Linked DNA regions of Homo sapiens: region 2 is linked to region 1. Evidence: chromatin contacts called from ENCODE Hi-C or POLR2A ChIA-PET data. All regions are on one chromosome and are shown on one strand. The core of a region is the stretch at or near the end of the contact, and the rest is flanking DNA. Distances in the headings are between cores, read along the strand shown.

Region 1 (5,973 bases), core at 2,447-4,946:
TCTTGGCCTCTCCTTTTTCTCAGCAACTTGCTTCTGTCCTCACCAGTTCTCTTAACTCATTCTTCTATTTTTTGCATTTCTACTTTAATCCCCTTTCCACTTATTTTTCTACATAACCTTACTGTTCTGCCAGATTTTCATACTTTTACAAAATTAATTTTGCCTTATCTAACAATTTGCAACTTCAAATTTTTCCTATAAATAGACCCTGTTAGTAATTTTAGCCTAAATTCTTTTTGTCTTGATGTGAACTCTCTGTTAACTCATATTAAAATAAGCATCCATCAATTCCATTTTTAGCTGACTGCTTTATGTGATATGTTTTCATCATACCCTCTTACCCTGACATAGAAGTATCTCTCCCCAGCATTCTTTTGCTATTCTTTGGGAAAGTGCCATGTTTTTGCTTTTATTTATTTTTTAAGGAAGAAAGGAATTTAAGCCTTTTGGATTAAGATATTTAGCTCCCAAGACTTTTTAAAATGCTCAGTCTAATTTTTTTTATTGTGGTAAAATATACATACCTAACATAAAATTTACCATTTTAACCATTTTAAAGTGTACAATTGTCATTAAGTACATTCACAGTGTTGTGCAGCCATCACTGCTATCTCATTCCAGGACTTGTTTATTACCCCAAATGGAAACCCCATACCTATTGAGCATTAATTCCCCATCCCCTCCTCCCCCAGCTCCTGGCAACTACTAACCACCATCTTTCTCTATGGATTTGCCTCTCCTGGACATTTCATATGAACGGAATCCTATCATACATGGCCTTTTGGGTCTGAGCTCCTTCACTTAATGCACTTTTTCAATGTCCATCCATGTTGTACCACGTGTTAGTACTTCATTCCTTTTACAGCTGAATAATACTTCATTGTATGGATGCACCACATTTTCTTTATCCATTCATCAGTTAATCAGTCTAATTTTTATAAAATCTTTATTCCCAGATGAAATGAGTGATACAGTAGTGTGGGTAGTACAATGGATGGTACACGGATATTTTGTGATGAAATGTTAGAGACTGGATAATGCTGTTGTATGGAGCGTGTTTAGAAGGCCCTATCCATCCTCTATTTGGATGCCAGATTTTACTTTCTTCCTCCCTGCCCCTTTTTTTGCAACTAGATTATGTTTTTCATGTTTTATTTCTTCTTTACCATTGTATTTATAGGTTTTAGAAAATACAGCTGAATAAAATTACTCAGAGTACCACAACCCCCAAAATAATCAGTATTAATAACATGATACCTTTTCTTGTCATTTTCCTGTCTTTGGGTATTTTAGTTTTACCTAATTATGATCACATTAAATAGGTAATTTTGTATGCTGCACAAAATGTATTTAACAAATATTTAAATACCTACAATGTGCTGGGATTTGTTCCGGATACATCTGATGAGTGAATAAGAAGTTCTAGTGGGGATATGGGTTGGGTCTTTAGCATATAGATGATATTTAAAGCTATGGGACTAAGACCTCCTGGGAGAAATTAGATGGAGCTGGGGAGAGGCCCAGGACTCAGCCCTAGGGTGCCCCAGCATGCAAAGGTTGAGCAGAGAAGGAGGTTGAGAGAAGATGAATAACCTGGTAAAAGCAGGAAAGTCTAGAAGAGAAAGTGCTTTGAAGGGGAGTGGGACCTTGTGTCAGATACTACTGAGCATCTGAGTGAGATGGAGACAGAGTGTCAACCATTGGGTTTGACAAGATTGTGGCTGGGATGGAGCCCAGTGGAGCGGAGAGGATCATAGCCCATTTGGAGTGTGCTGAGGAACGAATGAGATAATATCCTAACATGTACCTGCACGTTTCAGATATTCTTAAACATAATTTAATGGCAGAATAAGATGTCTAATTGTACATTTTACCTGACTACTTATTTTCTTCCTACTGAGTGACATTTATGTTGCTTCTAACTTTCACTATTACAAATAAGATAAAAGTGAATAGCTGTGTAAACTTTCTCTTCTAACTTTAGCGTCGTTTCCTTTGAATGGAGTCACAGAAACGGAGGTGCTGTCCCAAGAGCAGAGCATCTTTAAAGCTTATGATTTTTCCTCACTCAAGTATTTCCAGGAGGACTGGACAGTTGGCTCTGCCTCCAGCAGCATCTGAGGGCCCAGCATCTTGACTGTCAGTTGGGTCCTTTCAAAACAAGTCTCTCCTTTTATCAATTTAGAAGTTCTTTTACTTTTGAATAGAGAATGGAATGACAAAAACCAAAACACTTTCAGGAATGAAAACTAGACACAGCTCACTAAGTAATGTTAAACAGAAATGCCTGTATCGTAATCACCAATTATATGGAGCCACAGCTTAAATGTGATGCCAGTGTTTGTTATTAATCCCTTTTCACTAAAGTTCTGGTGGAATCTTAAACCGGGTGTGGCTGATGAAAATAGCCATGATTTTTCTCCTCCACACCTATGTTCTTACACAGTCATATAAATGTGATCAGAGTCAAAGTTAAGGAAGTTTACTCTTTTGCAGTAAACTCCCTGCAAATTCCCCACAGCAACTGTCTGCTGATATCAGAGGATGACTCTACCCTCCCTGGGATAGGGTTTTATAAACATCCCCAGCTTGCGGCAAAAGAAGAACAACTTTCAGGGTGATCATCATCTCAAAAAAGACCTCTTCCTCCCACCCCACCCCTCAAAATAAAACTCCCACTACTTTAGAGTTATTTCATGGTGACATTGTGAATTGTCCCTCCCAGCTGCAGGAGCTGGATGAAAGGAGCTAACCCCAGCTGCCTTGCTGGCTTTGCTATTTAATGGCCTCCTGCCTAGCACGGCAACAGCTCACCCAGGATCAGCAGCGCCCAGTAGGATAGCGCCTACTATGGCCTCATCATCTCACCTAGGACCGACTGGCAGTGCCCAGCATAGCAGCGCCTTGCCCAGGACTGGCAGTGTCTAGCATAGCAGCGCCTTGCCCAGGACTGGCAGTGTCCAGCATAGCAGCGCCTTGCCCAGGACTGGCAGTGTCCAGCATAGCAGCACCTTGCCCAGGACTGGCAGTGTTCAGTGTGGCAGCACTGCAGATTCTGCAGGAGCTGCTGGCTCCGCTGTAGCTCATCTGCAGTGACCTGTCCTGCTCTCTTTCAGCTTGCTGCTACTTGCCAGGCCTTAAGTGGAAGAATGGAGTGTTGATTGTGTCAGTCAAGAGTAGGTGTGGTAAGAGATAGGCATGGGCCTTTCCCTCCCTCCCTTTAACTGAGAAAATGTTCTGGAGAGGTCCTGAATCACCCCCAAATAATCCCCAAAATGGAAGGTAGAGCGTACTACCCTAACAACTCAGCAGGGTGGTTGAGAGTTTTAGAATCTGGCAGACCTGGGTGAATTTCTGCACTGTTACTGACTTTGTGACCTTGTATGGATGACTTAACTTCTCTGAATCTTATTTCTCTCATCTGTTTAAAAAATAGGATAATGTAGTATCAGCTTCATAAAATTATTGCAAGAAATTCACATGATAATGTATGTAAACACCTACCATAGTATCCATAGTGACACAGCCCATGCTCAGTCAAGATTAATGATCACCATCACTATCCCACCCACCCCTGCTGTTGAATCTTTTTACTTTCATTGCTCCAAGTTGGTGGCTCAGACCTGACTCATCAACTCTTTTTCTTGCAGGAAGTTTTGCGAAGCAGCTTGGTCAGCCTGTTGTTTCCAAAACCTTAGGGTAAGTCCTGGATGTTCAAGACAGAGTAAGGGTTGGATTGCTTTCCTGCTGACTTGAGCAGGATAGGTCTGGGGAGTAAGTCTTGGCTCTCCTAGGTTATAATAACCAAAGGGCGGGAGCCTAGTACAATGAGATGTGTCATTTACACAGCACCTCCTGACCTGGCTGCCTCTGTGATTGGCTCCTTTGACTGGCCCAGCTGCTAAATGTAAGGAAGTGGGAGAGGTGGCCAGAGTCTGCAGTGGACTCTAACAATCAAGGCAATAGTCAGAAGATTGAAATAAGCAAGCCTAGAAGAGGCGGGTAACAGTAGCTGCTGTAACAGACAAGCCTCAAATCACAGTGGCTCAACCCAGGGAAAGTTTGTTTCTTACTCAGGGAAAGTTCAGTTCAGATATCCTGGAACATGGGGAGAGCCTTCCACATTATCTTCCAGGAGCCCAGGCTTCTTCCATTTTATAGTTTCATCTCCTAGGCCCTTGAGCCCCCACTGGGCCTTCTGCATCTCACCAGCAGAGTGGACGAGAGACTGCAGAGCCTCACAGGAGGTTCTTATGAGTCGGCCCTGGAAGTGGCATACAGCTCTTCTGCTCATGGTCTCCTGGCTAAAACCCAGGCTTTCAGCCAGGGCTCAGTGGAATTCAGGCATGCCTAACTGCAAGGAAGGCTAGTAAATGAAGTCTAGCTGCATGCCCAAGAGGTAGAGGAAATAGGTTTTGGTGCCACACATTTTTCTAGAGAGAGCATGAGAAAGTTTCTGAGGCATAAAATTGGGAAGGCTACACTTTGATGGCTTCTGACCTTAACTTAGTGCCTTTGAGTGAGGTGGAGAGAGGATGGTTGAATTGCTGCCTTGTCTGGGACTGGATTCTCTGCCAATTTCCTTACAGGGATAGATTTTCAGCTCCAGCAGTGGAGACCCGTCCTAGCATCTGGGGGGAGTGCCCACCAAAGTTTGCTACCAAGCTGGGCCGAGTTGTGGTCAAAGAAGGACAGATGGGACGATTCTCCTGCAAGATCACTGGCCGGCCCCAACCGCAGGTCACCTGGCTCAAGGTGAGGTTTCTGTCTGCCCTGACCCTGATCCAGCCTGTATTAGTCTGTTCTCATGCTGCTAATAGACATACCCGAGACTGGGTAATTTATGAAGGAAAGAGGTTTAATGGACTCACCGTTCCACATGGCTGGGGAGGCCTCACAATCATGACAGAAGGTGAATGAGGAGCCAAGTCATGCCTTATATGGCGGCAGGCAAGAGAGCATGTGCAGGGGAACTCCTCTTTATAAAACCATCAGATCACATGAGACTTATTCACTGTCATGAGAATAGCATGAGAAAACCCACCCTATGATTCAGTTACCTCCCACTGGGTCCCTCCCACAACACGTGGGAATTATGGGAGCTACATTTCAAGATGAGATTTGGGTGGGGACACAGCCAAACCATATCATAGCCCTAGGGACCCTGAAAATTCAGGGTTAGACCCTTCAACTAGTAGGAGTCTTTCCATTCTGTTCCTCCTGTTTCAGGCGGTTCTCAGGGGTTCTCTGTATGTTTGTTAGGGATGCATGTTCCTGTCCCTATTACAACTCTCCCTCTGTTACTCAGACCACAGTGTTCTGACAATTCTCACACTCACAAAATAGCAGAAAACTTCTGAGTCAAGACAAGCCTGACAATCTCAAGAGTGGACTGTGAAGTTAGGGTTCTAGGTGTTAAGCCACAGCTCCCTGGTTTATAAAGCCTGTGAAGCTGGATAAGTCATTTGACTTCTTGGAATCCTGGTTTCCTTATCGGTGAGATAGAAATAATACCACCTACCTCAAAATATTGTCAGGAGCCTCCATGTAGAAGGGATTTATAAATCATTCAGGGCTGGGGGAAGTGAAGCTTAAGGGGGAGAGGTGGGCGGGCAGGGAGGCAGTGGCATGGGGTTGGGGATGGCTGTTAAACAGGGCAGTGAGGATCCTAGGGGAACAGGTAGAGTCATGGCCAGGGGAATAGGTTTTTCAGAGTTGGAATGCCTGGGTAAAAGTGGGTATTGACACCTTTTACCTGCTTCCTAATTCTCTTGAACTCCCCTAGGAAAAGAATAAAAGGAATGGGGAGGTAAGGAAAAACTGAAGTGAGGAATATGGGATTTCCTACCTCAAACTCAGGCTCCTTTGAAACAGTTTTCAGGCAACTGCTCTAAGCAGGACAGAGCACCACACCACATCCACAGACCTCAAGTCAGGGCCCCTGAACTGTTTAAAGTTGGCTCTCTGAGCACA
Region 2 (5,973 bases), core at 2,111-4,610, 330 kb before region 1:
ATTAACCCACAAGGTAAAGGGTGTGTACTCTGAAACTAGACTGGATCAGTACTTTGAGAGCAGATCTATCACTGGGTGAAGATTCGTATTAACCAAGCTCACAAGGCTGATGTATAAGCCAGAAACTCCATATCTTGAGTGCCAAAAGTAACAACGAACCACAACTGCCACAGGACCCTGGAGTGCTCAGTTCACTATAATCAGTGTAGGCTGATGCACTGGGGATGCCAAGCCGTCATCGGAACGTTGCATGATGAACATGTAATCAAGGCTTGGGAAGTCTGCAGAACAAGCCATGGTTCAACATCAGCAGGCCATGATGGGATGGACTAGCAAGAACAGTGCTGGTCCTGTTGGAGAACCAAAGGGCCCTGGTGGGCAGCCAGAGTCTGAATGGGCACCACCAGCTTCTGCTTCAACTTGCCTTTCAGAAGTGCCCTGGCTGGCCAGCAACTTCTACACAATCTTTCTCTAAATTGAACTCAGAGCAATTAATTAGGTTTTATATTACTAAATTACAATCGCATTTCAGCCAATATCCCTGAGATTATTTCCAGGTCACACTGATGGAGTCTTTTGCTTCACGTATTTGCAAAACACCTCCTGGTCCGTAGCTACAGATGGTAGATCACATCCATGTGGGATACACGGATGGACCCAATTTAACCCTCAGAGGCAGCTTCATTTCTATTATTTCCAGGTTCCTGGGGGTGTGGGAGGATGGGCTTCACTGTTACCTCCAGGAAACCTCTATGGGCTAAATTACCCTGGGCCAGGATCCCCATCTTCTCTTTTATTTCAAGGTTATTTCACAAGTAAAACAGGAGTTAATTTGCAGCAACCACCTCATCAATGGCATTGATTGACTTATCAGGTAAAACTGCAGATATCTGCTTTATTAACAGGAAGAGACCACTTTCAGGTGTTGGTTGGAAAGAGGGAGACAGACAGAGGAACAGAGACACAGAGAGCAGATACAGGGAGCAGATCGGAACAGAACAAGTCCAGGAATAAGAATGCACTGAGCTGCTGCCTTTACAAGGACTTGCAGAAGGAAGTGTAATATGTTCCTGGATTGTATTTAGAAAATTGATATCCACTACTTAAAAAGGAATAGCTCCTCTCCCACTACATTTATCTGGCCCAATATCCTCTTTTTCTTCCCTGGTGTCAACAGCCCATGGAAGAACATCCAGCTTTAGTCCTTAGAAGAAAAAACTTGAAAACTTGCATAGAAATACAACTTATTCCTCAAGTCTCAGACTCCCTAGCCTAGAAGAGACCTTCAAGAGGTCTTTTAGGAATCTCTGTGACTCAAGAACTGATGTGCCTAAGGGAAATTCTAACAGAGAAGACACTTTGCCATTTGGGAAATTCTCACCTTCCTATATAGTTGTGACATGGACATATTCTGCTCTCTTTCTCTGGGTTTAATTGAGGGGCAAGGCAATGTCGATGAAGAGAGCTATGGTTCAGATGTATCCCCTCCAAAATTTAGATGTTGAAACTTAATGGCCAATGTGATGGTATTAAGAGGTGGGGTCTTCAAGAAGTGACTAAATTATGAGGGCTTCTCCCCTCATCATGACTGAGATTAGGCCCTCACAAAAGAGGACACAGTATTCAAGGTGCCATCTTGGAAGCAGAGACTGAATCCTTACAACAAACCTGCCACCTCCTTGATCTTGGACTTCTCAGCCTCCAGAACTATGAGCAATATATTTCTGTTCTTTATAAATTACCAAGTACCAGGTATTTTGTTATAGAAGCACAGATAGACTAAGATGTCTTCTGCTCTCCTCTTTTGGGTTGAGTTGCAAGGCAATGTTGATGAAAAGAACCCAAGCTTTGGAGCCAGACAGCCTTAGGTGAGATCTTCGTTTTGAACATTTCTGGCAAATCACTTAACCTCTCTGGGTATGTTTTCGCGCTATAAACGGGAGTAACTACTTCCTTTCAGAGTTGTTGGGAGAAATAGAGATTGCATTTGGAAAGTGCTCAGTCAATGAATTTCCAGCAAACTTATACCTGCAAGGGATGGGATGACACCATTACAGAAGTCACCCACCAGGTAACATCTGACTGGGTTCAAATCACCAAGCATCCCAGCACACCTACACAGGCATGTACACCATGCCCCCCATGTCATCTAATCAGGCACAAGGCTGCCTCCCTCCCCTTCCTGATCACCTTCCACATAGAAATGCTAAGTTTTAAACATGAGGTTTAAACATGAATAGAAACCTTTCAATGACAGACATCAGCACACACACAAAAAAAAAAGACAGTGGAAGGGAGCAAGACAAGGCAGAAACTATCCCTAATTAAGGCAATTTCAATCATACAAATATTATATATGTGAAAGGGACTTTAACAGTCATTCAGTGAAATCCTCTCTTTTTATAGGTGGCAAAACTGAGACCCAGAAAGGAGAAGGGACAGGCCCACAACAATGCCAGAGGCATCCTAAAACCAAGACCTCCTGACTGGGCTGAGGATCCACTGAAATTGACACACAAGGCAAATGCCAGAGGAAGGGAAGGCCAAGCTTACATTTACATAGCCGCTATTTTATAAACAACACTGGGATAGGCACTGAGACTTAGGAAACAAGTTCCCAGCTTTCCTCCAGGAGCTTAACGGTCTGTCTAGCTGGGTAGCAAACACCTAACATGTGAAACAGTAATAATGAAAGTGGGTTTGTGATGACAAGTCATGGAATGTGTTCAGGGAGATCAGAGATGGAAACAGGGTGATGTCATAGAAGATCTCTTCCCCACAGGTAGTGGGACATGCTACAGACTCATAAAGACCATGGCTAGGATGCAAAGAACATTCAAGCAAAGGTTCCAGCAGGAACAAAGTCTTGGGAACTAGATTCAGTATGGTATGTTCTCGGTAAAGACAGAATGCCAGCAGGTTCTGCAAGGACCTGGTAAGTATGTATGTGGACGCTTCCTGGACCTCTCACCACGGATCATTGAGCTTGGTACTCAGAGCAGAGACTTTCAAGACTGCAAGTTTTTCAGCCATCACCACTTCACAGTCTCTGCCTTCACTCCACACATGCTATCTTTAACAGTTGTCTCTGTCCATAAGCGTTAGAGAGCAAGTCCCCAGAATATAGGGATCAAATCCAGCTAACTGTACTAACTGTAATCCTATCTTCGTCTCATTTTTCCTACCTTAATTTTTCCTCTGCCTCTATTTCATCACCTCCTTATTTTTCTTCATTTTATCTTGTTGTGGTACATTTTTTTAAGCTGTTGTAAATCCCTTTCAAAGCAAGATGATATCTAAATACATGCCTGCTAGTCAAGCCCATTCGCACAGCAGCCTGATAAGAAAGGCTCTCCAGTAGTCTCTCCTCCAGAAATATCTTGGCCGCCCCACTCACTGACTCACCAAATTCATCCTTCCAGGCCTAGGTCAAATGTTCTACAAACCATTCCCTAACTCCCCCAGGCAAAGCTCACCTCCCTTTCCTCTGAGCTTCAGCTGCATGTGGTATCTACTCCTTTAGAGCACTTACCCTAGTCCACTCTGAAATCCACTCTAAACACTGCTAAAAAATTAATTTTGCTAAAGCAAAGCAGTCCTACCATATAATTCCCTCACTCAAAAACACTCAATGGTTCCCCATTGCACAATGAAGGACTCTCTTACTTTACTACAGTTTACATTGTTTGATTTTCTACTTTTGTGCTATACACCTAAAAATCCAACCTGCCTGCCTTTCTTAAGCATGCCCTGTTCCCTGCTAAAGTGAAAGGGAGCAGCAGATTTCATGTGATTCTCTCTAGCACTGACCCTGGGCTGTGCACGACATAGAGGGACACGTGTCGACTCAGCTCTGGGAGATCCCCAGTCTCTCAGACATCTTAACCAGGTTCCCTCAGTATTTCCTCCTCCTCCTCCTCCTCCTCCTCCTCCTCCTCCTCCTCCTCCTCCTCCTCCTCCTCCTAGGTTTCCATGAGTTCCTTTCCCTCCAGGGTGATCCAATAGAAAGAATGTGGACTACAGAAATAGACAAATAGACTAATTGGTTCAAGTCTTAGCTCTGCCACTTAACAGCTGTGTGACTTTAGGCAAGTTCCTAGCCTCTTTGAGTCTGTTTATCTTAAAAATAGGGCCCAAAAAGGTCATTTTAAAGATTAATGAGATATTTGTGAAAATGCTCAATTTTATACCAAACGTGTGGAGGGTATTCAATAAATACTAGGTATGGTTACTAATGATTATTGTCCTTGCTGTTATTCATGCTTCAACATCCAGACAGACCAAAGCAGGAGGTCAGACACCCACTTTACATCCTCAGTCTTCAGTCTCAATGCAGGCACTGCCAGGGCCTGGAGGCTCTTTTCATATCACAAATCACATTACTACCTCATGCATCCAGTGGAAAATGTCACATTGTTCCTTCCTGAGACCATCACTCAGTGCGGGCTCTTCTTTACCCCTCCACAACTCCTCCAAGCTCCATGATATTTTTTTTTTCTTTTTGTAAAACTGATATGTCCCCAGTGCTTCTGTCAATAATCATTATTCAACTGCTGGGGAAAGGGTGTAAATCAATAAATATTTAAAATCTACCAGGCTTCTCTATCATCTCCAGACATGGCAGGGCAGAGGCCTTGATGTTCATCTATGATGAAGGCAGATGGGGAAGAGGGTTTTGTACTAGCTGCCTCTTATTTGTGTCTCTGGCCTAAGCACAGATATTGAGTATGTCAGGTGGAAACAGAGGTGCTGCTAGATGAACTCTAAAGATTAAATCTCACTCTATAGCACACTCAGCAAAAAAGAATCCTCCCAGGAACTTGAAATGTAGATGGATGTGGGACTGTCATTGGTGTCACTGGGCCAACCAGCCTTTTTGGTTTTAGTTCTAATTTCACAAAGTGGTCTGGATGCTCACATGCTGTAACCTCACAGGATGTCACAGAGGATGCTACCCGTGGAAAGGCAGGTTACACCAAGTAGAGGCTGACAAGGGCCCAGACAAGTATACTGAGTTCCACAGATGGAGGTGGGTGCTTTCCTCCCAGAAAGAAGACCATATCCCTAGCCCCAACTTCTAGAATTGGGATCTAGATCCTAGAACTGGGATTTGGTTAAGTTATCCAAACTTTGTCATCCTGCCCCCTCAATGATGAGATTTTCAGACTAGCCACTCAGGGTTAAAGGAGGCACTGCCTATGGAGTAGAAGCCATTTGTTCCTCTGTGTAAGTCTAGCTGGGCCCCATAGGAATCAGACCCATGGTTTGACCTCCTTAAGGCCACTGCCAACCAGCTGAGCTATGGCGTAGGGCCTCAGGAAACATGTGCAGTACATCAGGAGGCAGCTGGGTGGTTACAAGACTACGTCAGGAGTCTCTCAAACTGTGTCTTCACATCCTAGTCAGGCCTCACCAGTCCTCTGCCCAAGCCATGCACCCAGAACCCAGAGCAGTTCATCAGGATAACTGGTGAGTGGCTCCCCTGGCCAGCATAGCTGCCCCAGAGCCTCTCTGAAAAAGTGAGTGTGTGTTGTGAACAGGCACCTCCTACCTGCTGTGCCCTCCTGCTCGCTTCTCAATTCTGGTTTCCATAAACACATCATCAGTGAGAAAGGCTGACATGGCAAAGAGATACACAGGACATAAACTCTGATATGTCACCTAGAAGTCAGGGATGTGATCCTTCTCCCCATTTCTACCCTATCCTAAGTGCACAGACCTATCCCATATCTTTTCTCTTGTGGTTTTTTTTTGTTTGTTGGGGGTGGTTTTGGTGGTTTTTTGTTTTTTGCTGTGTGCTTTAAATTGATTTAATAAACCATGTGATCTGAGCATCCTAATTTGGCTGTGAGCTTCCAGTTCCATGACCTCTGGTTTGGGTACCAACTATGTGTAGAGCATACTTAAAGGCCACCATTGCATCAGAGTAATTCCCCATCACAACAGGGGTGGGTGCGGTGGGGTGGGGTGGGG

The links. Hi-C counts contacts between places; a loop is a spot of excess contacts on that map. ChIA-PET counts read pairs that join two places held with the same protein, here RNA polymerase II (POLR2A). Pooled maps may share reads with other maps.
Region 2: a map of mammary epithelial cell shows a loop between it and region 1 (4-fold over the local background). The contact joins two enhancer-like sites. A Hi-C loop is called at or near these places in 1 of 168 maps with a recorded cell type or tissue (mammary epithelial cell), 2 of 37 single-sample maps with no recorded cell type and 6 of 50 pooled maps. POLR2A ChIA-PET finds 5 or more read pairs at or near these places in 1 of 52 experiments (AG04450).

What each region holds. Positions count from the first base shown.
Region 1 is chr3:123,737,679-123,743,651 of GRCh38, reverse strand. MYLK (myosin light chain kinase) reads left to right here. Exons shown (of 34, transcript NM_053025.4): 6 at 3,651-3,699; 7 at 4,590-4,755. Among named protein-coding and RNA genes, the nearest start is that of MYLK-AS2, 51 kb to the right of the region's middle. Within about 2 kb of position 3,696, at least 3 of the 41 ENCODE cell types and tissues checked have a DNase peak (open chromatin) inside an H3K27ac peak, as active enhancers do.
Region 2 is chr3:124,067,303-124,073,275 of GRCh38, reverse strand. The region is part of intron 1 of KALRN (kalirin RhoGEF kinase); the gene reads right to left. Among named protein-coding and RNA genes, the nearest start is that of KALRN, 37 kb to the right of the region's middle. Within about 2 kb of position 3,360, at least 4 of the 41 ENCODE cell types and tissues checked have a DNase peak (open chromatin) inside an H3K27ac peak, as active enhancers do.